Regions from separate parts of the Homo sapiens genome. Here regions 1, 2, 3, 4, 5 and 7 are each linked to region 6. Evidence: chromatin contacts called from ENCODE Hi-C or POLR2A ChIA-PET data. All regions are on one chromosome and are shown on one strand. Each heading gives the region's core, a stretch centred on a gene start or an enhancer-like site at or near the end of the contact. The rest is flanking DNA. Distances are from core to core; before and after follow the strand shown.

What was found. Hi-C counts contacts between places; a loop is a spot of excess contacts on that map. ChIA-PET counts read pairs that join two places held with the same protein, here RNA polymerase II (POLR2A). Pooled maps may share reads with other maps.
Region 1: a loop to region 6 is called in a pooled map, with 9 times the contacts of the local background. The contact joins the promoter of GNG10 here to the promoter of TXN in region 6. A Hi-C loop is called at or near these places in 7 of 50 pooled maps. POLR2A ChIA-PET finds 5 or more read pairs at or near these places in 2 of 52 experiments (AG04450 and GM12878).
Region 2: a loop to region 6 is called in a map of CD8-positive, alpha-beta T cell, with 27 times the contacts of the local background. The contact joins the promoter of UGCG here to the promoter of TXN in region 6. A Hi-C loop is called at or near these places in 2 of 168 maps with a recorded cell type or tissue (B cell and CD8-positive, alpha-beta T cell), 4 of 37 single-sample maps with no recorded cell type and 17 of 50 pooled maps.
Region 3: a map of GM12878 shows a loop between it and region 6 (4-fold over the local background). The contact joins the promoter of DNAJC25-GNG10 here to the promoter of TXN in region 6. A Hi-C loop is called at or near these places in 1 of 168 maps with a recorded cell type or tissue (GM12878), 10 of 37 single-sample maps with no recorded cell type and 17 of 50 pooled maps. POLR2A ChIA-PET finds 5 or more read pairs at or near these places in 2 of 52 experiments (A673 and activated CD4-positive, alpha-beta memory T cell).
Region 4: a map of CD4-positive, alpha-beta T cell shows a loop between it and region 6 (6-fold over the local background). The contact joins the promoter of ABITRAM here to the promoter of TXN in region 6. A Hi-C loop is called at or near these places in 3 of 168 maps with a recorded cell type or tissue (CD4-positive, alpha-beta T cell and naive thymus-derived CD4-positive, alpha-beta T cell), 2 of 37 single-sample maps with no recorded cell type and 17 of 50 pooled maps.
Region 5: a loop to region 6 is called in a pooled map, with 2.1 times the contacts of the local background. The contact joins the promoter of PTGR1 here to the promoter of TXN in region 6. A Hi-C loop is called at or near these places in 1 of 50 pooled maps. POLR2A ChIA-PET finds 5 or more read pairs at or near these places in 2 of 52 experiments (K562 and WTC11).
Region 7: a loop to region 6 is called in a pooled map, with 3 times the contacts of the local background. The contact joins the promoter of LINC02977 here to the promoter of TXN in region 6. A Hi-C loop is called at or near these places in 2 of 37 single-sample maps with no recorded cell type and 5 of 50 pooled maps.

Annotation. Positions count from the first base shown.
Region 1 is chr9:111,659,984-111,663,388 of GRCh38, forward strand. It overlaps GNG10 (G protein subunit gamma 10), which reads left to right and starts at 1,622. Exons shown (of 3, transcript NM_001017998.4): 1 at 1,622-1,732. The coding sequence starts at 1,652. All of the region lies in intron 1 of DNAJC25-GNG10 (DNAJC25-GNG10 readthrough), which reads left to right. RefSeq lists enhancers at 1,203-1,262, 2,333-2,432, 2,633-2,682 and silencers at 1,443-1,892, 1,923-2,042.
Region 2 is chr9:111,895,194-111,898,567 of GRCh38, forward strand. UGCG (UDP-glucose ceramide glucosyltransferase) reads left to right here and starts at 1,621. Exons shown (of 9, transcript NM_003358.3): 1 at 1,621-2,120. The coding sequence starts at 2,023. RefSeq lists an enhancer at 1,072-1,655 and silencers at 1,276-1,865, 1,976-2,065.
Region 3 is chr9:111,629,140-111,632,636 of GRCh38, forward strand. DNAJC25-GNG10 (DNAJC25-GNG10 readthrough) reads left to right here and starts at 2,195. Exons shown (of 3, transcript NM_004125.4): 1 at 2,195-2,604. The coding sequence starts at 2,269. DNAJC25 (DnaJ heat shock protein family (Hsp40) member C25) reads left to right here and starts at 2,195. Exons shown (of 4, transcript NM_001015882.3): 1 at 2,195-2,604. The coding sequence starts at 2,269. LOC107987116 (a long non-coding RNA gene) reads right to left here and starts at 2,064. Exons shown (of 2, transcript XR_001746897.2): 1 at 1,901-2,064. RefSeq lists enhancers at 2,059-2,148, 2,879-2,928 and a silencer at 2,239-2,528.
Region 4 is chr9:108,932,991-108,936,614 of GRCh38, forward strand. ABITRAM (actin binding transcription modulator) reads left to right here and starts at 1,410. Exons shown (of 6, transcript NM_017832.4): 1 at 1,410-1,575; 2 at 2,648-2,699; 3 at 3,318-3,447. The coding sequence starts at 1,497. It overlaps ELP1 (elongator acetyltransferase complex subunit 1), which reads right to left and starts at 1,134. Exons shown (of 37, transcript NM_003640.5): 1 at 874-1,134. RefSeq lists an enhancer at 377-606 and a silencer at 1,357-1,636.
Region 5 is chr9:111,598,237-111,601,572 of GRCh38, forward strand. It overlaps PTGR1 (prostaglandin reductase 1), which reads right to left and starts at 1,411. Exons shown (of 10, transcript NM_001146108.2): 1 at 1,367-1,411. RefSeq lists an enhancer at 1,262-1,834.
Region 6 is chr9:110,255,134-110,258,882 of GRCh38, forward strand. TXN (thioredoxin) reads right to left here and starts at 1,374. Exons shown (of 5, transcript NM_003329.4): 1 at 1,279-1,374. The coding sequence starts at 1,302. RefSeq lists enhancers at 566-895, 1,638-2,837, 1,766-1,965, 2,006-2,055 and silencers at 966-1,215, 1,386-1,625.
Region 7 is chr9:112,038,389-112,041,915 of GRCh38, forward strand. It overlaps LINC02977 (long intergenic non-protein coding RNA 2977), which reads right to left and starts at 2,036. Exons shown (of 3, transcript NR_186812.1): 1 at 1-2,036. SUSD1 (sushi domain containing 1) reads right to left here. Exons shown (of 17, transcript NM_022486.5): 16 at 3,479-3,527; 17 at 2,395-3,104. The coding sequence ends at 3,104. RefSeq lists enhancers at 2,644-3,283, 2,679-3,527, 3,284-3,527.

The sequences.
Region 1 (3,405 bases), core at 372-2,871, 1.4 Mb after region 6:
TATATCTTTGCACTGAGTTCTTTGCCATATCTTTTAAATATGAAATCATTCTATTTTGTCCTATTCATCAGTCTCAGAATTGATTGTTGAATGTTCCCAACATGTACTTTCATCTCTTTACTAAGATATATATTAATTTCTTTGTGGTGAGGAAATTGGCCACTAGAGAGGGCTTTCAAATGTGCAAGTCTCCCTTTGGCCCAGGCACAGCTAATCTGAGCACGTCAATGCCACACATCCTTGCCTTCAAAGAGTAATTGGGCCAGGGGTGGGCCCATGACTTAATACCAGCCAGTGAGGTTCATTATGGGGATTTTTGCTGGAACGATTAGAAAGAAAAGAGGTACTATTTTTCCTGGGTTTGCTAGATGGGGACAGTGAAAGTGTGGTGCCTTCCTTCATACCACTAGAGAAGTCCATCTACCACCAAGGAAAATGAGGCTAATCTCAGGAAAAGCAGAATCAAAACAAGGAGGATGAGAGCCCCAAAATTATTATTTGGGTAATTGAATTCACTAGTTTAAAGTCCCTGGACTTTTCAGTTACACAAGCCAATATATTACCTTTTGCAATATTCAGTTTAAGTGAGTTCTGACAAATACAATGGTGTACAAGAATAATGACGTATTAATGATACATGGAAAAAAGCAACACAAAAATTTTAAATATAGTAACGATCCCAGTTTTGTAAAACACTTATTAAAAAATGCAGTAGGCCTATAATGCCAGCACTTTGGGAGGCTGAGGTGGGAGGATCACCTGAGCCCAGGAGTTCAACACCAGCCTGGCCAACATCGTGAAACCCCGTCTCTACTAAAAATACAAAAATTAGCCGGGCGTGGTGGTGTGTGTCTGTAGTCCCAGCTACTCAGGAGGCTGAGGCAGGAGGATCACCTGAGCCCACGAGGTGGAGGCTACAAGGAGCTGTGATCACGCCACTGCACTCCACCCCGGGTGACAGAGCAAGACCCTGTCTCAAAAAAAAAAAAAAAAAAAAAAAAAGCAGCAGAATAGAAACAATGATGACAGTTAAATGGTGAGATGAGAGTGAGAAACGCTGAATTTAATTTTATTCTGTATGTTTCACAAAGATGTCAGGGTCTGGGATTTTATCCAATTTACCATACTCCACCAAATCAACTGGTAGGATCTCCGTGAAACAGTAACAGGGTCATTTAGAAACCTGTTGCTGCCTCATGAAAATCCTATGAACTCTCCTTGGTTCCCCGGTGATACTGTCTGGCAAGGCCCCTTATCTCTCCAACTCATGTCACACCTTGGCTCCAGTTCTCATTTCTCAGGGGTGCGTGTTTGCTGCCGCCCACTCCATCCTCGCGTCCCACGCCCTCGCGATTCCTGCTCATCCTAGGGGCGCCAGCTTCGCTGGAGGACGCCGCGCTCTGCGGGTCCCCGCCTCGGTTCCAGGCCCAGCTGCAGGTGCCACCCAGGTTTCAGGCGCTGAGGAGCGGAGAGCACTGCCAGCTCGCTGGGGTCCCCGCTGTCTCTGGCAAGCGGCTCCGCGCCGGGTGGGCTGGGGCGGCGGGGCGGGCGCAGCTGCTTCCCCGCCCCGGGGCGGCACCCGCGCTCGGGGCTGGCGGCTCCTCCCCGCCCGGCCGGGCCCAGCAGCCCCTAGGAGCCCAGCGCCGCCGCCATGTCCTCCGGGGCTAGCGCGAGCGCCCTGCAGCGCTTGGTAGAGCAGCTCAAGTTGGAGGCTGGCGTGGAGAGGATCAAGGTGCGGGCCCCGGGTACCCACGCTCCGGTCCTTCCGCCCGCGGGGCGTGAGAAGAGGAGGCCGGCGGCCCGGACCGGGCGCCAGCGGGGGACTCGGTGGCGGCGGCGAGGCCTCGGCGGGGCGCGGGGGCGGTGGGGTCCGCGGTGAGGGAGGGCGCGGGGCAAGCCGGGGGCCCGGGCCTGACGGGAGGAAGCCGCGCCTGGGGGGCCCCGCGGTCGTGGTCGGTCCCGGTCCCTGGGGGTGCGCCCACTCCAGAAGGCGGCCGTGGTCAGTTCCTCGGAGGGCGCAAGGGATGCCGGCGACGCGCGGGCCGGGAGGGTGGACCCAGGGCTGGGGAGGCCACCGCAGGGCGGCGAATTGGTGATGGATTGGTAGGATGAGAGCGAGAGGGAGGAGAGCCAGGATGCTCGGGTTTCTGTCGTCGTGACAGGGTGGACGGCGCTGCCACCCGCCGAGGTAGAGAGGAGGGGGAACAGGTTTGGGGAAATGATGAGTTCGGCTGCGGACCTGGGGACTCCGGGGAGTCATCCGGGAGGTATTTGTCCTCATGGCCTGAAGCTCAGCGCCCAGGGCTGAAAGAGGTCATTCAAGTGCATTGGGGCGAAAAAGCCTCTTCTATGAAGAGCAGAGCTCAGAGCCTGGGACCCGGGGACCAGCCACACCGATGGCCGGTGGCCGAGAGAAGAGGAAATAAGAGACAGCAAGGTTTCCGAGCAAGGCCTAGAGAAGAGGAAATAAGAGACAGCAAGGTTTCCGAGCAAGGAAGTAGGGATTTCCAAAAACTGGGGGCTCAGTCAACATGTCCAGCGTTTAGTCAGTTGGCTAAAAGGCGTCTGTTGTAGAGCTGTGTTTAGCTACGAGTGCAGCATTATTTGCAGAAGATCTGTAAGAAGGAACACAACCAGGATAGTCCCTGTGCCTCAGTTTCTCCTTTGCTGTGTGCCTGGCACTGCTACAGGGAATAGGGTGGTTCTGGAGGGGAAGGTAAACAGCAACTTAACGGATACATAGCATCGCTTCATGTACTAAGTGGAGTGAAGATAATAAACAGGGTAAAGGGAGAGAGGGCTGTGGAATGCAGAGGTCTGGTGGCTTATGTGTTAGTAAAAGCAGAATCTGGACTGTCATAGGGTAGGCAGACGTTTTTTCTTTTTAAAGAAACCTAGTTTTAAAGAGGAAATAACGTGTTTTTTTAACTTAGGAAATGAAAAGCCATGTTTTAGGGTTGAGAGGAAGTAACAAATTATATTTTTAGGTTCCAGGGAAGAAACAAATGGAAGCCAATTGCTGGTAGAGGAGACAGGGCTACGGGGGGGTGGGGGATTGGTGGCACAGCTTCTGAGACAGGAAGAAAGAAGGTAAGGGTGTGTGTAAAGATAAGTTTCTAGATATGGGCTAAACTTGTATGGTGACACTTTTCTTTGTGAAATAGGAGGCCAGGTTTTCTTCTAAGGCAGAGGAAAGGGGACTAAGGGAGTGGCCCCTGAGCAGGCACGCAGATGCGCTGTGACTGAAGACCCAGCTGCTGTGACAAGGGAGACTGCTGGTCATATTTGTGATTTTTTTTTTTTCCTGCAGCAATCTTTACCATCCTGGAATGTGAGTGCTGAAGGTGAACGGTAGTTGAAAGAGGAGTAAGTTAGCAGGGGAGGTATGCCAGAAAGGTGGAGGTG
Region 2 (3,374 bases), core at 371-2,870, 1.6 Mb after region 6:
GTTCTTTCCCACTGATTCTGCACCAGTGGAGCCAAGGATGTTAATCGAGGAATGGTTCGGACATTAACTCTTCTAGTTGTAGTTTGTCATTTAATTGCAGATTGAGGTAGATCATTCAGTGACTATTAACTACCATAAACAGCAATAATAAACAACTTCTTTTCTTTTTTTTAAATTCATCTATTTTTTTTCGAGACAGAGTCTCGCTCTGTCGCCCAGGCTGGAGTGCAGTGGCGCGATCTCGGCTCACTGCAACCTCCGCCCCTCCAGGTTTAAGCAATTCTCTGCCTCAGCCTCCGGAGTAGCTGGGATTACAGGCGCCTGCCACCACGCCCGGCTAATTCTTTGTATTTTTAGTAGAGACGGGGTTTCACCATCTAGGCCAGGCCGGTCTTGAACTCCTGACCTCATGCTCCACCTGCCTCCGCCTCCCAAAGTGCTGGGACTACAGGTGTGAGCCACCGCGCCCAGCCACAACTTCTTTTCAAAATTGAATTCAATTCTGAAATATCTCAAGGGAGGTCATGGATTATTTAAAAGGAAATCACTTGCAACAATAAACATAAAACAATGCAGAAATAGTATAAACTCATCTAGATTGAAGAAACACAAACATTGAGTACTAGCATCTTCTTGGGATGACTTAAAATTAGGACAAATACTTAGTTACCTTACTACCCAAAGTGACATTTCTTCCCATTTTAGAGCTGTGCTGTCCACACGTACAATTAAAATTTTCTAGTAGCTAGCCAAAGTATTTAAAAAGAGAAATTAACTTAATAATTTACCTAATTTAATGTAGTATGTCCAAAATATTACCTTTTCAACATGCAATCAATATAAAATTTACTAACGAGATGGTCTTCCACATCTGGTGTACTGTTTACTCCACAGAGTGGCAAGCTGCCTTTCCAACCCTCACTTAGCCACATGCGGCTACCGTATTGGATGGCAGTCTTAGGGAATTTCAATATCAACTGATTCTTTAATTCTGAATTTGAGAATTTCTTTTTATAATACACACGGTCGCTAAGGCGCTTAGAGATCTGTGAGGCGCATGGAGATTATTTTACTCTCCGGTCCCTTTTGATCCAAGATCCCACAGCATTAAAAGCAGTAAGAGGGAAGGCAATGGGCATCCCTTGCGCCCAGGAACGTGGCCTGGAGGGCCTGGCTGCTCCGAGCAGTAGCAGTGCCCGGCGGGGAGGCTGCAGACGCGGCGTTGGAAGTTGGATTTCTAGACAAGCTCCGGCAGCTGCCCGGAACCCGTGTCTTTTTCTGGGGCACCCAGGAACAGCAGGGCCAGACGGAGAGAGAGCAGCCTCCAGCCAGGCACAGGGTCCCGAGCTGCCACCGACACCGAGGGAGCCCGGCCCAGGGCTGCAGCGCTTTCCGCCTAGGTGGGCGGCAGCGGGAGCGAGGAGCCGGAGGAAGCCCGGCCTGCGTCCTGCGGGCAGCAGGACACGATCTCCCCGGCGCGCTCTCGCCGGCGCCGCAGCGGGCGCGCGGGCGACAGGGTGGGCGTGGACCGATGGGGGCACCGCCCCTGGGAGAGGCGGGCGCCGCGGTTCCGGGGGCGGGACGCGCCGAGGAGTGGGGCGCGAGCCGCCGGTTTTGATTAGTGCGCGGAGCTGCGGCGGTGGAGCTGCTCGGCCGGGAGCCCGGCGGCGAGACGGAGAGGCGGCGGAGGTGCCCGCGCGCAGGGTCTGGTGGGCGGCCGCGAGGCTCGGGAGAGGCGAACCGGAGCGCGGGACCGCGGTCGCCCCGACCAGAGCCGGGAGACCGCAGCACCCGCAGCCGCCCGCGAGCGCGCCGAAGACAGCGCGCAGGCGAGAGCGCGCGGGCGGGGGCGCGCAGGCCCTGCCCGCCCCTTCCGTCCCCACCCCCCTCCGCCCTTTCCTCTCCCCACCTTCCTCTCGCCTCCCGCGCCCCCGCACCGGGCGCCCACCCTGTCCTCCTCCTGCGGGAGCGTTGTCCGTGTTGGCGGCCGCAGCGGGCCGGGCCGGTCCGGCGGGCCGGGGGATGGCGCTGCTGGACCTGGCCTTGGAGGGAATGGCCGTCTTCGGGTTCGTCCTCTTCTTGGTGCTGTGGCTGATGCATTTCATGGCTATCATCTACACGTGAGTGAGGGACCGCAGGAGGGGCTCGGGGCAGGGGTCCGGGCCTCGGAGACAGGCGAGAATGGGAAACGTTTGCGCTTTGAAGGGGACTGGGCTCGGGCGGGGGTGGAGAAAGCTGATCGTCAGGCTGTTCCCCCCGTTCCCTCGCCCCTCGGACCGGCGGTGGCGGTGGTCTTTGCGAGGGAAAAGTGTTGGGCGTGGGAAGGGTTTGCTGGGTTGCAGGCGACTGCCCAGCCAGGCTAAAGGAGACTGCTCTTACGTGTCAGGCTGAAGGTGGTGGCTTGGTTTGATTGTGCTGGGGATTCGTGTAATTTTTCATCTGGGCCGAGATGTATGGTGTATTGTTTTTTTCTCCCGACCTGGGCCACGTTTCTGTTAGGGTGGTGATTGTGTCCACTTTTCTGGGAGCTGCTCACAGCTATCTGGACACCTCTCTGTGGATTTTCTTCTTCCTGGAAGGGCTCTATGCGCTTAGATAGGTGTGAAGCACCTGTCCACCCTGAAAAATGTCCACCAAACCTCCGAGCTGGCATGATAGCTTTGAGTCCTGTCAGCTTGTACATCTCAGCGTGGTTTTCTTTCCTTTTTTCAGTTCCTCGTTTTATTGTTTTATGTAGATTTGTACTCTCCCCGTGCCGGCCACATCTTTTCATTTTTGTTTAACAAATACTTCTTGAGGCCTACTAGATACCATTCACTGTTATTGGCCAGGGGACATGGTGGTGAGCAGGACAGAATTCCTGTCCTCATGAGTCTTACATTCTAGAAGGAAGGAGCAGATAAAATCTAAATAAGGTTATGAGATTGTGACGAAGCGTGTAAGTAAAATAGAACTGGGTGATGGCGTGAATAGAGACATGGGTTATGTGGCTAGTTTGGTATATCCACTGTTTAAGGTGAAATCTGCCTCTGTAAAGAAATGAAAAAATTATATAGAGCACATTACTGATATCGATTCACTTGGATTTTTAGTCTGGGGGGAGAAAAGAGCAATTGTATATAGTAATCGTTACCATGAACTAGAATAGAGTGTATGTTAGTGGAAGAGACTTTAAGAAATTAGTTACTTTTAGTTTTTTGGTTTTTTTTTTTTCCTTTTTACTGCGGAAAAAGTGTGCCTTTGCTTTTGGAAACACTGTATTTTATTAGTATAGTGTGGCATTTCCTGGTACTGAGAAAGATGATGCTGGTACAGGTTATACTGATATTTCTTTGAAAGTGAAAGAAAACATGCCACTTGGATATTGTTGACTT
Region 3 (3,497 bases), core at 945-3,444, 1.4 Mb after region 6:
CAATGGTGTGATCTCGGCTCACTGCAACCTCTGCCTCCTGGGTTCAAGCAATTCTCCCAGGCTCAGCCTCCTGAGTAGCTGGGATTACAGGTGCCTGCCACCATGCCTGGCTAATTTTTGTGTTTTTAGTAGAGATGGGGTTTCACCATGTTGGCTAGGCTGGTCTTGAACTCCTGACCTCAGATGATCCACCCACTTCGGCCTCCCAAAGTGCTGGGATTACAGGCTACTTGGACTCATAACTGTCTCCTAATGGTCTTCCTGATACATCCCAACTCATTTTCCCAGGCAGAGTAATGGTTCTGAAATGTCAATCCGAAGGTGTCACTTTTTGCTCAAAGACCCCATATTGGCCTTTCCATTGCTCTTAAGATAAGGAACAACTTCTTTGACATGGGATAAAATGACCCTTTGCAACTTGGCTTTCTCCAGTTTCATCTCCTACACTCCTTACCTCTACTCCTAGTCATATAGGTTGTCTTTCATTTTTTGAAAAGCTTTATTATTATTTTTTTCTTGCCCATGGCTCGTTTCTCTTCTTGGTACTTATTTCACACTCCCTTGTCCCCAAACTCCTCTCTAATTCACATCCTTCAAGCCATTCTCTATTCGTCCTCCAAAGTCAGTTTAGCTGTCAGCTCCTACTGGAATTGATGCTTGTAATTGATCCCGATCCTAATAATTTCAGGAGACCCTCCCATGTGTTTCCATTCATTTTATCTTTCTCATTATATATATATATAAGCATATATATAAGCCATATATAAGCATATATAAACATATATGAGATACAAATGTAAATAAGCATATATGATACACAAAATTGTTATTATATATATAACTTTTGTATCTCATTACATATACATGTATCTCTCTCATTACATATATAACTGTATATGTTGCTATATAGTCCCATGCAATATTTAGTGGGCTGAGGTGAAAAATAGACACATATATGTTATATATGTAATGACAGAGACATATATGTGTAATGAGATTATATATATTATATATGTAATGAGGGAGATATATGTAATGAGAGATATATATTTATTCAATGAGAAATACAAAATTATAATGTATATTCATTATGTATTATAAGTATATAATGCTATGTATCAGTATTTGATTTCACTTTATTAAAAGAGTTGATTATATCTGAACGTTTATTTATTTGTTACTGACTGTCATCCTCCATCAGAATATATGCTCTCTGAAGTTGAGCTTCTTGTTTACTTTGCTCACCACTGTATCCCCAGTGCCTAAGTAACAGTGCCCGGCTCAGAGTAGAGACTCAATAAACATTTACCAGATGAATGATAGAAACAGATTTTTTGAGGCAAAGTTTTTCATGTTGCCATATAGTCCCATGCAATATTTTGGACATACTTATACTAAAAAATTATTATCTGAAATTCAAATGTAGGCCGGGCACGGTGGCTCACGCCTGTAATCCTAGCATTTTGGAAGGATCGCTTGATCCTTCCAGCAGGTTGTCCCGGGAACGCGCAGCCCAAGGTGGACGCACAGACCCGCGTACAGAGATTTTTTATTGTCATGACTGGGGGTGGTGGCACTACTGGCATTTAGTGTGGAGAGGCCAGATATGCTGCTAAACATCTTACAATGCAAAGGGCAGCCCCTCAAAGGCAAAGAATTATCTGGTCTAAAATGTCAATAGCGTGGAGGCTGAGAAAAACTGAACTAGATGGCTATGAACTTTCAGGGTCCCTACCTAGTACACAGGCAGCGCCTAGAATTGCTAAGTTCATCTTCCGTTTGGAAAGGCAGCATGGGGTTAGTGAGAGGAAGGCGCCCGGGGCTGGTGGCTGGCTTTAAAGGCCTACGTGCAAATCTTCTTGACGCTGATAACGGGATGCGAGAGAGCCAGGTAGGTTACCTATTGCAGCAGGTCAAGTGATGATGTCGAAAAGGATGCGTGTGCCGGACACTGTGGAAGGTAAAGCGCTCCGCACAGCCCGCCTAAGTGCGCCCGGGACAGAGCCATCCCCCAGGTGCTACCAAACAAATCCTCCAGCTGCTGGTACGGGGAAGGTGTTCAGTGACACACCGGAAGCAGCCTAGTGGCTGAGGCGTCCTTCTCCCTACCAACGGGTTGCGAAGGAAGTAGTTGCTGTAGCCGCGCCCTGTGCGCCTGCGCGGAGGCGTCGGCTGCTGACGTGTAGCTGGGGCCAGACGGGACTAGCCGGGCGCGCGGCTGAGTGCTGCAGAATCGCTGGGGTGGCAGAGCCGCCAGCGAGGCTGGGGATGGGGGCGCCGCTGCTCTCTCCCGGCTGGGGAGCCGGGGCTGCCGGCCGGCGCTGGTGGATGCTGCTGGCGCCCCTGCTGCCGGCGCTGCTGCTGGTGCGGCCCGCGGGGGCCCTGGTGGAGGGGCTCTACTGCGGCACGCGGGACTGCTACGAGGTGCTGGGCGTGAGCCGCTCGGCGGGCAAGGCGGAGATCGCGCGGGCCTACCGCCAGCTGGCCCGGCGCTACCACCCTGACCGCTACCGGCCCCAGCCCGGAGACGAGGGCCCCGGGCGGACGCCGCAGAGCGCCGAGGAGGCTTTCCTGCTGGTGGCAACCGCCTACGAGACACTCAAGGTGAGGCCTGCGGGCGTGGAGGGGCTTCGAAGACTGGCCGCGGGAAGCCCACGGCGCCTTCCGACCCCGGTCCGCGGAGCGTGGGCCTCTGTGACCCCGAAACTGAGCACAGCCACCACCGCGACCTTTAAGATACTCACGTTTCCCACGTGGCCCTGTGAAAGAGCCGAGTCGGCCCCACGGGGCCTTGGGGGGCACAGCTAGCCTCCTTGCCCTCTTCCTTTTTGTGACATTGTTATGCAAAACTTTGGCCATCTTACGATTTCGTGAAAATATTTTAATAACGTGCATTTCACATTCGAAAAGCAGGGTGATCATTATTAGTAGGATCTGGGGTAGCCCACAACAGGGAAAGTCTCGAATATCAAGTGACAACTGTGATCGCATCAGTTTGATATGACAGAAAATTGGTTTCTGGAAATAGTGTTAATGGTGACGCTTAGTTTGGGTTTAAGGAACTAAGAAAACACTGAGAAGAACAATGAACACCAGTCAAAAGGCTGGATGTGAGTCTTTGCTGTGACACCCCTGTATGACCTTGGATAGTGACTTATTATGTTGAAATAGCTGTTTCTTCATATGCAAAATTAAGGCCATGATACCTCCTCTCAGAGTTATTATGGGGATTAAATGATAAGTGTGCGAACCGCCCCCCTTTCCATAGGATCCATAAATAGGTGCTTAATGACTTGGGTACAAAACTCTGAGAATTTCTAGTAGGAAATATTTTGTGAATATGTATTTGTATTTCATTTGACAGGTTTTATTGAGTCTTGTGGGGATGAGAGATTTAGCCCGATGCTGTTTTCTTCTACTACTGCAAAAAATCAAACCATCTAGGACATCACGAAGTATAAATCGTACTTGATGGTGGTATTACTGCTTGAAGGGCC
Region 4 (3,624 bases), core at 160-2,659, 1.3 Mb before region 6:
GACATCACATGCATGATTACATATACCAGGTAGATCACCAATACGCTGATTAGGCCTAAATGCCTAGCCCTGACTGAATTAGCCCAAACTTACCACTAAACCCACATTTTCAACCTCCTGATAGAATCACAAGCATGTCTCACATGCACATCAAATGCGACCTGGAAAGCAAAGAACTTGCTATTCTTCCCCCAAATGACAGTTCCCACTATTTGGGGACAGACCATTTCTACTCTATGTCCCCAAGCTGAAAAACTGTCTTTGCTGCCTTTTTGCTTACTCTTCATACGGATCTATTCATTGATTAGTTCCGTGGCTGTCAATATACAGTTGAATTCTTTACGATCCGGTTTGTGGCCTACATCCAACACCGACTGAGCACTTGCTAAGTACTGGGATCTGAAGATTACTCAGCCACTGTCTCCACGGAGATCATCGTTAACGGGAGAGAAAGCCACGTAAAACACCACGTTAGATGGAGAAGCACAGAGGACACCACCTCCACGAAAAAGTCTCACACGCGAGAAAGGACCCGCACCACAGCACCCGAGCCTCTATTAACCGCCGCCTTCCATCGTGAATTAATACTCTCGCTTTCAGCGTTATTATCAACCCCCTGCAAGCAATCAAGAGGCTGGGTTAAGTCCGGCTGGAGGGGCAGCAGGCATCCCTGGGCTGTCGCGCCTCCCAGCGCCCCCGATGGAGCAGGTGGCAAGGCTGCAAAAAGAATTTAAGGCTCTAGGAAAGAGGTGGTGCAGCCCGCACTCCAGTCCCCGGCCCGCAGCAGGCAGAGGAGGCTCCGGGTCTCCTTCACCCGGACACCGCCGGCGGAGAGGTCCACTCCCGTGCCCCTACCCTGGATGGATCGCTTACCTGAGGACCCCCAAACAGAGGTGCGTCCGGCCTCGCCTCCCCAGCCACGCGCAGCCGGCTACCCAGAGTCAGCTCCCACAGTCCGCACCCAGAGTCGGCTCCGAATTGCGCACGCGTCTCTGTCCGCGGCTCCCGCTCTCTCTCCGACGGCACTAGGCCTCCAAGGATGGAGGCGCCCTCCAGGGGAAAACGCTGAAGCGCTGCAAAGAAGCCAGCGACTCAATGGGTGCGTCAACTAGGCAGCCGCAGCACTGGGAGTGCGGCGCGGGAGTGACGTCACCAGGCGGAGGGGGCGAGGCCGGGCCCGCTTCTGGTCACTTACGGCGGCCGGCCTTCTTTGTAGGCCTGGCACCGTAGAGGTAGAGGAGCTACATTGGCCGCGTCCCCTGTCCCTCTGCCCTCTTGCCCATCTGCCCAAACTTTTGTATTTGATCTCTGTTTTGATGTCGAACCCCAAAGCACTGTAATTGGGGGGGGCGGGGGGGGGGGTGGAACCTGCGGACCTGAGAGCAGCGCGCGTGCGCACGACACGCGCTGTGCGCCGGAAGAGCACGCCCAGTCCGGGCTGCGCGGAGGAAGCGCTGGGGTCCCGGAGGGCGGGGGTGGCGGCGCCGGAGGTCGCCATGGCTACCGAGCCCGAAGCCGCGGAGCCGGTGGTGCCTTCGCTCGTGGATCGATACTTCACTCGCTGGTACAAACCGGGTAAGTGCGGAGTGATGTTGATCCCTCCTTGGCCGCACTGGCCTAATGCTGTGTAGACTATGTTGACAGATCATAAGCCACGCGCGCTCTCCCTGGCTCTCCGTCCCCACGTCAGAAGGCACTGGACTTCTGTGTTCCGTCTAGCCCCAGGGAATGGCATTTGCAAAGACCTGGTGGCCTGAAATACTTCAGGGCGCATTCTGGGGCCGGCGATTGCAGTGCGAGCTCTAGGGTGTTGCTCGCAGTAAGATGAGTACTCTAAACGGAGGCCCCAAAGGTAGGCGGAGGGCTAGGTTGCAACAGTCCTTAAGTGCCTGGAGGGATTGAGGGGCTCACTCTCACAGGGAGTAGCGATACATAAAATTATTTAAATGATCAGATCGAAACTAAGGTAGAGGCAGTAGGGATGGCGAGAAGAGGGTGGGTTAGATTAGAGACATTTAGAAAGAAGAAGAATCTATACATTTACCTTAAGAGACGCCATCTGCCACTTAGAAGTAGGTATTCTTTTTGTACTGTTTTGTGTAAGCAGAACCAGTGGTGGGAGCATCGTTGGGGACTCTCCTTTCTTCCTTTCATTCAGTGATAATGGTTATACTCAGTTTAAAAAATATATATTGTAGCATATTTTCTGTTGGCCAAACATAGGGTGACCAACCTGTCCTAGTTCACCCATGACTGAGGGGTTTCCCAGAATGTCGGACTTGCACCAACATCAGGACAGTCCTGGAAACCACCAACAAAAAATATATATCATAAAGAACGGGATGCTAATTGCATTTTCCTAGCAAAAATACTACGTGTACTCATTTTGAAGTGAGTGTAAAGTAAGATGGAGCAAGGAGTTAATTACCTTAATGTTGAATAAATTATTCTATCTGGGCCAGATCTCTTTAAATACTTTCTAGGAAACCTTTAGGTATGTCTTTTTGAGTAATGAAGGGATACCCGTGATCAGCATGCAGCATGTATGTGTCCAGTCTTCATTATCAACTATATGACCCAAAGAAAGTACCACATAGTGGTAGTAAATATTGATTTCAGCCACCAACAGACTCATGTATTCTTCTAGATGTCAAAGGAAAATTTTGTGAGGACCACTGTATACTACAGCACTCTAACCGGTAAGCAAATTGGGAATTTTAAATTATCAAAAATTTTTTTTTCCTGGTATTGTAGCCTGGTATGGTCTTGTGGTCTTGGATTGAACAAATGTTCACTAAACAAACATGCATTAATTATCTTCTACTGTGTTGAAATGGTATTATTATAGGAGTTTGTTTGGCAAGAATGAGTATTCCAGTGCCTGGCCACTCTGAACATATAAATTTGATTACTCAAACATCCAAATGGAGGACCACATCATCAGCTGCTACTTGAAGTGGCCAGTCTGTGCCCAACTACTGAACTGTTCAGAGCCCACAGAAAGGGCTACGGTAGAGACATGTATGGTATCTCGTATACACAGGCATGCCTTATTTCTTTGTCTTCTACCCCAGTGCTACCTACCTAAAGACCTCTGGTACTCTTCCCTTTCCTGGGAAAGAAATTCAATCTTGTTTTCTCTTTTATTATTGTATTCTCTATTCTACAGTTATGCCCCAATAGTAGCCAAAGGAAAAAGGGGGAAGATGATAGTTTGACTAAACAAATACCAGTTCATACATTCTTGTTCCAATAGGAGTTATGGGAGGAAAAATTATTCCAAGCAATCACACAGGATCAACTTTTTCTCCTTGTAGAATATGTGTCATCACATTGGCAGAATCTCATCCAGTTCTTCAAAGTGGAAAAACAATTAAAAGCATTTCCTATCAGATCAGTACCAACTGTAGCAGACTTCAGAACAAGGTCTCTGGGAAATTTAAGCGGGTATGTTCCTGTAATTCTGTGATTATCTACTTACATCCTCTATATTCATGGTAATGACAGATCCAATGAACCTTAGAATCCAGTAGCATATGCTTAGCATACTTCTCTAGCAGTTTGAGGTGCTAATTTTAGGTATACTTTCACCTAAAGAAATTCTCAGCTCCCCCAAATTAGGTA
Region 5 (3,336 bases), core at 161-2,660, 1.3 Mb after region 6:
GCCCCGAGCTGGGGGTTCAGGATGTTCTGCTTGGACTGAACTCTGCCGAATCACTTGGGACCTGCGCCTTCCCGCGGGTGCATCCGCTACAAACAATCCAGTTACGAAACCATTTGGAGCTGCCAGTGATCTCCCCAGCTCCCCTACCGGTGCCGCGGGAGGGGACACGGTGACCTGGAGGGAGCACTCCCGCATTGCGAGGGAGCCAGGGGGGCGGTCTGATCTGCAGCCCGGGGTTGTTCCTTCTTTTCTTTTTTTAAAATTAAGACTTTTTTTGTGACGGAGTCTCGCTCTGTCGCCCAGGCTGAAGTGCAATGGCGCGATCTCAGCTCACTGCAACCTCCGTCTCCCGGGTTCAAGCGGTTCTCCTGTCTCAGCCTCCTGAGTAGCTGGGATTACAGGCGCCCGCCACCACGCCCAGCTAATTTTTGTACTTTTAGTAGAGACGGGGTTTCCCCATGTTGGCCAGACTGGTCTAGAACTCCTGAGCTCAAATGATTCGCCCGCCTCGACCTTCCATAGTGCTGGGATTACAGGCGTGAGCCACCGCGCCAGGCCCTACGTATCATTTTTACGGTGAGACATTTGCAGTTTACTCTGTTATTTCGAAATACACATTATTGGCTCTAGTCACTCTGCTGTGCAACAGATCTCAGAACCTACTCCTCTCGTCTCTGAACTTCGTACCCTTTGGCCAACAAGCCCCCATTCCCCCCCGAACCCGCTCCCAGCCTCTGGCAACCATCATTCTAGTCGTTATTTCTATGAGTTCAACTTCTTTAGAGTTCACACATCTTTGTCCCTTTCCCCAAAAAAGCAACCGCTGGGCTTCCAAACTCGCTACAAGTCCAGAAGCCCTCCTGGAAAGGGTCTGGCCGCAGAGGGGCCAGGTCCCGGGAAAGTCTCGCCCGCCCGAGGAGGGGGCCTGGCGCGGCGCCCGGCCTTTGCCCGCTCGCCCTTTGCTCCCACCCTCGCCTCCCGCCGCCCGCCGCCCGCTTGCCCATTCCCGAATCCCCACCCCGATCTTTCTTCTTCTACCCTCCCCCAGTTGTGCAGTCCAGCAAGTTCCCTGGCCAGCCCCCTCCCGGGTGCAGGAAGCTACCGGGTGTCCCGGGTTGTAACCAAGCTTTCCTATTCCCTCCGGCGCGCGGCTCCAAGCTCTCCAAGGAACTGCGGGGGCGGGAGGCGTCGGGACGTCGGCTCCCAAGATCCTCCGAGTGCAAGACCCAGCGGTCATTTCGACGTAAGGGGAGGAGGTCTAAGAGCAAACCTCCTCCACTGGGGCGTCTAGAAACTTGGCAGGAAGAAAGCAAGGGGGTTAGAGGAGGGAGAAAAGGGAAGGAAAGAAAGCAGGAGGTCTACTTACAGGAGCCCGAAGGTTCCACTGCCTGGGGAAGGCGGCTGGGACTGCGCAGCCGGGCGCCCGGGGTCCGACTTATGACAGGTCCCAAGAGAGGGTGGGGCCACCCCAGGGCGGGGCTGCTTCTTTAGGGTGAGAGCCCGGCCCCGAAAGGGTCACAGGAGGAAAACCAGGGTCCGGGAAATCTGAGTGCGTTTGTGTGTGTGTGTGCGCGTATCTCTGTGTGCCTATGTGCATGTGCGCGCGCGTATGTGTGCATGTGTGCGTGTGTGTGCGTGCGCGCCCGCGCGCCCGTGTGTGTGCGTGTAGGGGGTTAGGGACTCCTGATAGGAAAATTCCTAACAGAGCTTTGTCCAGCTGACACTGGACCTCCGCCTGGGGTCCTAAGTTGGAGCCCGGCGGAAATATGCCCCGTGGGGGAACCAACCGTGGCATCTGCCAAGCAGGCCGGAAGGGTCCAAAGGCAGGGCCTGGGGCGGCCGCAGCCCTAATAAGCCCCCGGTGCTGGCTCCGATCCCTGGGCTCCCCGTCAGCCCTGCCGCTTGCCCGCAGTGCAAGCTTTCGCCCAGGGCTGCGGTGCAGACACCCTGCCTGTCTGTCCCCAGTCCGCCTGCTGAACACCTACTCGCCTTCCACCAGCCAATTCAAGGTCACCTCTGTGAACCCTTGCCAGACTCCCCCAGGCAGGAGTGAGCACTCTTGCCACTGAGGCACCCCACCCATCACACCCTAGCAAACATCAGGCCTTGACCTGGCTTCTGCAAGGAGAGGTGGTCTCAGGCAGGGGTTGAACGTGAAGCTAAGTCGTTGGTATTAGACGACTGCAGGTTCGAAGCCTGCACCTGCCACTTACTAGTGGTGTAGCTTTCAAAGACTTACTTACCTTCTCCTTGCCTCACTCAGTTCAGCCATCTGCAAGATGGGGATAAGAAGAATGCCTAACTTCCAGTCATTGTGAAGATTCAATGTCTTTAATTTATTTATTTAATTTTAATTATTTTGAGGTCTTGCTCTGTCACCCAGGCTGGAGTGCAATGGTGGGCATCATAGCTCATTGCAGCCTTGAACTCCTGGACTCAGGTGATCCTCCTTCAGCCTCCCTAGAAGCTGGGATTACAGGCCCACCACCACACCTGGCTCAATGTCTCTCCTTGTAAGGATACCCGCCATATTGGATTAGAGCCCCACTTGTCAGCCTCCGTTTAACTTAAACACGTCTTTGAAGGCCTTGTCTTCAAATACTGTCAAATGGATTAGGGCTCACTAATATGGCCTCATGTAACCTTAATTACCTCTTTAAAGGCCCTATCTACAAATACAGTTACATTCTGAGTACTGGGACTTGGGGATTTTAACACATGAAATTGGGGAAGACACAGTTCAGCCCATAACAGAGTGTGTGGACCAAGCGTGGTGGACGCATGCCACAGGATATACACAGCATCAGAAGCACTGGGTTCCATGTACATAAAGCAACTTGGATGGACCCTAAAAACACAATGCCGAGAGTTGAATTCTTCACACTAATCAGAGTTGGTGGCACTTTATCCCCACTGGTCTGCCAAATTCTTTCTTTCTCACTCTCTCCCTTCTCATTAATTTATGTAACTTAATATAAAACAAAACTCCATTCCCAGGCTGGGTGCTGTGGCTCATGCCTGTAATCCTAGCACTTTTGGAGTCTGAGACAAAAGGACCACTTGAGGCCAAGCATTCAAGACTTGCGTGGGCAACATAGCTTTAACCTGGGAGGTGGAGGCTGCAGCGAGCTGCGATCGTGGCACTGCACTCTAGACTGGGTGTCTAAGTGAGATCCCGTCTCAAAAGAAAACCAAAAAAACTCAATTTCCTGCTTTTCTCCTCCTACTATAGGTAACTACTGTGATGTATTTGATTTGCATACAGTTTTTTTTTCCATGTTCTTACATAATGTGCACTGTGGTCATATACATTTAATTTATAGAAACGGTATTGGG
Region 6 (3,749 bases), core at 124-2,623:
AGACACACTTCTGTTTCCGAAGCCCACCCGGCACCAAACAGGTCAGGGCACCCGAGGCGGGCGAGGACCCGCCCTCCTCTGCTTCCCGCAGGTAGGGAGGGGTAATCGCAGGGTAGGCGCTGGCGAGGGGTCTTCTACCGTTCGAGCAGTATCAATTTCCTCCACTCACTTTTCTGACGCTGCATTTAACAAATATTTCTGGAGTGGCTACATTGGACTAGACACTGCGCGTTAGGCTCTGGGTTTCCCAGTCTACAAGGTTTTAGGCTTGCAATAACTTTCAAACATGGGAAGGCTGTTTCGCCTTGGGCATTTTTAAGAGGACAAAACAACGATCGGGATACCGATAGGTCGGCGAGCAGGCAGCAGGGCGCGGCTGCTCCCAGGAGGAACCCTGGCTCCAGCAAAACCCACCGACTGAGGGTGAATCATGGACGGGCAGGGCAGCCGAGGCCCCCGGGCCCAACCTTGGGGACTCAGTCATTCCAAAGCCACTGCTGCCGGAAACGCGCCCTGCGCCACAGGAGTCCCGTGGGCGCGGCCCGGACCTCACTTCCTCGCGGTCACCTGGGGCCCTCGGGCCTCCTGGACAGACCTGCACGTGCCAGGGGGTCTCCAGCCGCAATCCGCCCCCTTAGTGCGGATACAGCACGCGTCACCTTTGGGGTCGGGCATGGGTGGAGGCAGGCGGGGGTCTCCGGCCTAGACCCGCTCCCAAAGGGAGATCACTACCCCCGCTGCGGGTGGATCACTTCACATACGGAAAGGCAGCGGCGGCCACCGACCCGTGCCTTCTGCAAGGGCCCTCCCTATCCTTGCCTGGGGCCTGAATCTGGATACAGATGGGGGGCCAAGGGCGGACCCCTTCCATTCCCTCATCTTCCTCCAGTCGGGGCTGCCCGGACGGGAGGGTGCAGGAGGCGCAGCGTGGGGACTCCTCACGCTGTCTGCGCTCTCACATCCCCCGGACGCTCCCCGCGTGCGTGCAATCCCCCGAGGAACAGGGTGCGAGAAACGCTGGGCACCGCCACTCCGCCCTCCAGGGGACCCTCGTCCTTCTCCTCCCTTCCTCCAGGGCAGGCTCCACCGCCTCGGGCGCGCCCAGGCCGCTGCTTCCCGCAGTCCCAGGCCGAGACGCCGCGTCCCTTTCCCCTGGCGATGCGGAGGGGCGGCCTCCGCACCTCCCGCCACCGCCTTCCCCACCTCCCGCCACCGCCTTCCCCAGTTACAGAGGCCGCGCGCGGCGCCGGCACCCTGGCCTTCCCCGGTAGCGCGTACCTTGCTCTCGATCTGCTTCACCATCTTGGCTGCTGGAGTCTGACGAGCGGCTGTAAGGACCGATGGAAATGGATCCAAAGCACCAAACAGAGCTTCAAGACTCGCTGCTTGCTCTCTCCCTTTATAAACTGGCACGCCCGGCGTGCGTGTGGCGGGGGCGCGCGCGCCCGGCCGGACCTCCGCGCCCGTCGCTGCGCCCCGGCCACGCCCCGCCCCTGGAGCCTGCGAGCCGGGATCGGGGCGGGGCTGGCGCAAGCGTGGGGCGGAGCTCCAGGGCTTCGGCTCCTGTAACCCCAAGCCCAGCTCGCACTCCAGCTGGAAGTGGGGATCAGCACTGCGCGTGACGGTGGGAGGCGGGGAGACGGACAGTCACCCCCAGAGACACAAGGTCCCTCCCGGGTCACCTGGGGATGCGTCCGCCGGGCCTGAATCGAACACGCCCACGCTCGAGATGGGGACCGCCCAGGCAGGGCTGGATTCCTCGAAAAGGGCCGCCACGCCCCGGCCCCCCCAGCCACGTGAACCCCACAAAGTGCTGAGTAACGGTGACCGGGAAGTATCTCGGTGTGTACGTCCTTGCCTCCTCTCCGGAATTTACCGTGACCGTTCTCTTCTCTGTAACCTCCTTCTGTTCTTTCATTTTCACTGCTGAGCCCGCTGCTCCAGCTTGACACAGCGGTTTAGTGCGGTAGAAACGACCGGGGGACTGGTTGGGCTCTTGACCATCAGACAGCTGCGTGTGAGATGGAAGTGCCACTGGGTTGAGCTCTGCAACTTAGTTACGCAGTTGTGACCCTGGAAAGGTCCTGACCTCCTGAAGTCTCAGTGTTTCCTTCTGTAGAACGGGAATCATGATGGTCTCAATCTCACGGTGGTGGTATTTTGAGGGTTAATAGTGCTTGCAAAGGACGGTGCTTGGCACATAGTAAACACTCCATAGATAGTTCTTACTGTTCGGTGTCTTGCAGGGACTGATTGGGCCTGGCCACCTTATACAGCATTTACAATGGCACAGCACGCACACTTGTGTGAGATTCTTCTAACAGAGGCAGACTCCTGGAACAGAAGTCGGAGTTTGCATTGATCCAGGAATGCCTGTTGCAGGTTATGTCTGGCAGGGCTGGGGATTGTGGAAGGTGGGTATGTTAGCTGGCCTTGTGGAGCCAGGAGGGCCTGTCAGCGGCTGGAAGTGGAGGTTGAAAAGCTGCTCACAGGAACGAGAGCTAGAAGGCTGGGAGGGAGAGTCCCAGGTCTGTGTTTTCAGAGCTGAGCTGTTCCCGATGAAGCTGCAACTAGGTGTGATTGCCTAGGGGTGGTGATACTGCTGCCTGGCTGCCCCCTGAAATCCCTGGCTTCCTTCTTTCACTCTTTCAGACAGAGGAAGGGAGGAAACCAGAGGTTTTGAATCTATTGTGCAAAGTTTCTAGGGGGCTGAGGAGCACGGAGCATGAATATGGATATAGGCAAGGGACACATTCTAAAGACAGCCCATAGGGAGGGAAGACAGACTGCCCTGAATGCAGCAATGTTCCCAAAGAGAGGGAGGTTATTGGGGCAGAGAGGAAGGAGCTGTATGGAGCACCCAGAGCAGAATCTATAACCTGCTTTTCTGCTGCTGGGTTTTCAGTTCAGCTGCATCCCAGCTTCCTGACTTTTATCTGTTTGTTGGTGAATTTGCATGGGTGATAACAACAAATCATTGAGTTCCAGGAAGGGGCAATGCAGGCCATCCTCAGCTGACTTCTCTCCAAAGACCTTCCAAATGTCCAGTGACTCAGTGAAGGAGGTACTCCCTCTCTCCCACCTCCACAGCACCAATGCAGAGTAGATGTGGAGGATGGTACAGTTATAAGGAACTGGGAGGCCAGTCTGGACTCTGCAATTTGACTCCGTTGTCCTCATCCCTACTCTACCACTTCATGACTGGGTAACTCTAGGCAAGTCTAAATAGCCTTTTTGTGCCTCAGTTTCCTTATGTGAGAAGTGGGCGTAATAATAGCTTGTGCTATTATAAGGGTTGAGTGAACTAAAATATATGTAAAATGCTTAGAACCGTGCCTGGTGTGTAGTGAATGCTACATGAACTATGATTATAGGCTATTAAATGAATGATGAGATCCATCTGGAATGATGGCAGAGCTAGGGTGGAAGGAGAGATTATAAAACAGGTGTCAGTCTTAAATGAATTAAGTAATGAAGACAGTAGTAATGAACAGTGAGCTCCGTAACATAAGCCTCAAAGGAAAAGGCCTTTTTTTTCCCTGCAAGGAAGAAAGAAAAGTGGGCTGCACCTGGTCCCAAGGAGCAGGTTCCCTGCATTTGTGGCAAGGAGGTGACGTTCTTTGAGGAGAGTGAGGTACAGGGGAATTATTTGGGACTGCCCAGAGAGGAAGCGTTCATTTGTGCAGAGAAATGTAGAGGCTCTGTGTGTTAGTCAGAATTTTCAGTTGCAAGGAGAAATTCTAGCTCAA
Region 7 (3,527 bases), core at 786-3,285, 1.8 Mb after region 6:
CAAAAAGCCTGTCCAAAGATTAGCTCCATAGCTAGCTCAAGGGCTTTCAAATGCCAGAAAAGAGAACTAGGGCAGCCAGAAGACTTGGCCCCACAATTCAAGTATTAACACTGAGCAATTCTGTGTTATAATTTGCAGCAGTTAGAGGAAATCCCAAAGTCCACGTTTTTGTTATTTCAGTAAATTTTTTTGGATCTCACTCTGTCACCCAGGCGGGAGTGCAGTGGTGTCACCACGGCTCACTGCAACCTCAGACTCCTGGGCTCAAGCGATCCTCCTGCCTCAGCCTCCTGAGTAGCTGGGACTACAAGTGCACGCCACCATGCCCGGCTAATTTTTAAAACTTTTTTTGCAGACATGGGGTCTCGCTATGTTGCCAGGGCTGGTCTTGAAGACCTCCCAAAGTTTAGTAATCTTATATGAACTGCTTTTACTTTTCTGCATTGTACCCAGAAGGTGATGTTTTACTTAATATTTAGTCAGTTATTTTAACCAGAAACTTTTAATACTAAGCAAGGGGGATTTCTTCCTTTCTATCACAATTATACTACATTCCATGTGGACAACTGTATCTCTGGCAGTTAATTCTAGAGGTGGAAATTAGGGAAGGGGGTAGTATGGAAGCATACAGCATTTACAAAACTGGCAAAAAATAAAATAAGTCAAGGGGAGGCTCAGATTCTTTCTTTGGACAAAGGTGGGCTTTGAGGAAAGATCCTCACTCATCAGAGGCCGAGCCCTACACTAACCACAGTAATTTGTATTGATACCCAATTTAGTTCAGGAGCTATAAAAATGTATGTTTGCGGCCAGGCGTGGTGGTTCATGCCTGTAATACCAGCACTTTGGGAGGCCAAGGCGGGTGGATCACGAGGTCATGAGATCGAGACCATCCTGGCTAACACGGTGAAACCCCATCTCTACTAAAAATACAAAAAATTAGCTGGGCACGGTGGCGGATACCTGTAGTCCCAGCTACTCCAGAGGCTGAGGCAGGAGAATGGCGTGAACCCGGGAGGCGGAGCTTGCAGTGAGTCGAGATAGCGCCACTACACTCCCGCCTGGGAGAAAGAGTGAGACTCCGTCTCAAAAAAAAAAAAAAGTATGTTTGCATTATTGCACATAAAAATTAAAAATTGAGAGCTATTTGTATTCATCTATTGAGAGAAACGGTCTCTGGGGGTTAGGATGGGGACCTGTCCCCATTATAGACCCGTTCTGGTCTATAATTTACCTAAGACGAGAGCAGAAAGGGTTTTAAATGCTGATCCTAAGTTGTCGTCGGAGGGCAGTACCCCAGAGGACAGGGGAATCATTCCTAACACTGGCAGGGGCCAGAGGCTGACAGCTGGCATTGAACACCTGAATGTCAGGATATTACTCGCCTCTCTCTAATTCTTCCCAATAGAGCGGATACACTCTGGACTCCCTGGGGTGGAGCAGCTACATGGGCAGTTTGTACTTGTTCCTCTTGTCTCTTCATCTGCCCATAAGCCCAAGGCACTCAGAGTCTTCCCTCACTGACACCCAGCAAGCCGGTGAACACACCGGCCCACTGCATTGGGAAGCCCTTTCCTTTTGCTAAGGACTGCATTCGTCTATGCTGCATCTTGAGGCTGTGCAGTATCACCTCCCCTCCTCCATGGTTTTTCTTCTCTAGGCCTAGCAGGCAAGGGAGAAGGAGAGATGCCAGAAGCCTCTGTCTTTCCTTCCCCATTCGTTTCTTACTGAGTCTTGGAGTTAAATTGTTAGTTAGTGCCGGGCGTGTGGCTCACACCTGTAATCTCAGCACTTTGGGAGGCAAAGGTGGGCGAATCAACTGAGATCAGGAGTTTGAAACCACCCTGGCCAACATGGTGAAACTCCATCTCTACTAAACATACAAAAATTACCTGGGCGTGGTGGGGGGGCCCTGTGGTCCCAGCTACATGGGAGGCTGAGGCAGGAGAATCACTTGAACCCGGGAGGCAGAGGTTGCAGTGAGCTGAGATCACGCCACTTCCCTCCAGCCTGGGCAACAGAGTGGGAGTCCATCTCAAAAAAAAAAAAAAAAAAAAGAGGAAAGAATGCCAATTCATGATTTAAAAGTAAAATCAAATAGACTCCAGCTGTCAACTTAGCATATTCACAGTAGGTCCAGCACCGCTTATATCTAATGTTTCATAGTTCATAATGGAGTAACATTCATAGTTACTGAAGTTTAGATAAAAGAAGTGTCACCCTCTATGGCAACCCCTCCCCTGAAACACACATGGACTCTAGTCTAGCCATGGGCTCAATACTGTTTTAAGCATTGCTACTACACTACCACCAAATCTCAGTTTCTAACAGGGGGCAAAGAGCATTTTTAGAAGACGCTTAGTAACAGAAAAATTAACCAAGGGAAGAACAATCTTAATTACGGGATATTTTTACTGGAATGTAGACATTACTTTTGAATATATAGGACAATAGAAATTGCATCAAAGCAATGCTGCCTAACAGACACAGCAGGAAACTTATTGGCATGGCCAGGCTAGTATATTTTCTCATTAGTATATCAACTAATTATAGGAAAAGTACTGTTTCTAAAGTGCTTGAAACATTTGCCTACGTCACTGTTCTCTTTTTCAATGACCTCCTTCATAAAGTCAAACTCTAGCCCAAACTTAAGCCCATCTCACTGCATATTGTAAAGAATGGATTCTGAATGAATTAACAGAAATGCTTTTATATAGGAGGTTGCAGAGATTCTCTTGCAGTCAATGTCTAGAGGAGCTGACCCTCAGGCATCACTCAGAGGAAGTCCCAGCCAAGATTCACAGATCTGTATGTAGCCTTCGGTCAATATCACAGTGTACATCAGGAGTCTCAAGTTCATTGCACAGAACTGGTCCTGTAGCAGGGAAGACTCAGAATTCCTGAGTTTTCTCCTTATGGTGACTCCTCAGGGATAGCCACCATCTTAAATCCAGGAATGGGGCCCAGCTGGGAATGGAGAAAGTTGCAGGCCCACATGCTCCCTGGACGGAAGTCACACGGAGCCTCTGTGCGGGCACCTGAGAAGCTGCCAGAACACCTGCCCAGCAGCAGTGCATCCTCCCCACTCAGTGTCCATCTGCCATCTAGACATGGAGGAGGAAAAGAAAAGAGACAAATATGAACACACTTTGGTTTTCCCACTGTGCATCTCTATGCACAGCTCACACGCACACCCATGGGAGGAGGCGAGGGGGAGCAGCATGGAAGCTCAGCCACCCCTCTGTGTGTGGCCAGGGCAGCCATCACTGGTCCTGCTCTTTTCCTGGGAAGGCATCCCCCATGCTACCTGGAGGTACAGGGTTAGTCATGCCTTTCACCGCTGAGTGTGCTCTGCTGAGCCAAGGACAACCTCCACCCACACTCCCTTTGACTCCCCTCATCCCCAGCTGTTCTTCGTGACTCTGACCCATCCTCCCCTCCATTCCAGTCATTTCTCAAAAATGACACCCTCACATACCACACCGCTGAGAAGGAGAGGAATGTGAGAATGATCACAACAGCCAGGG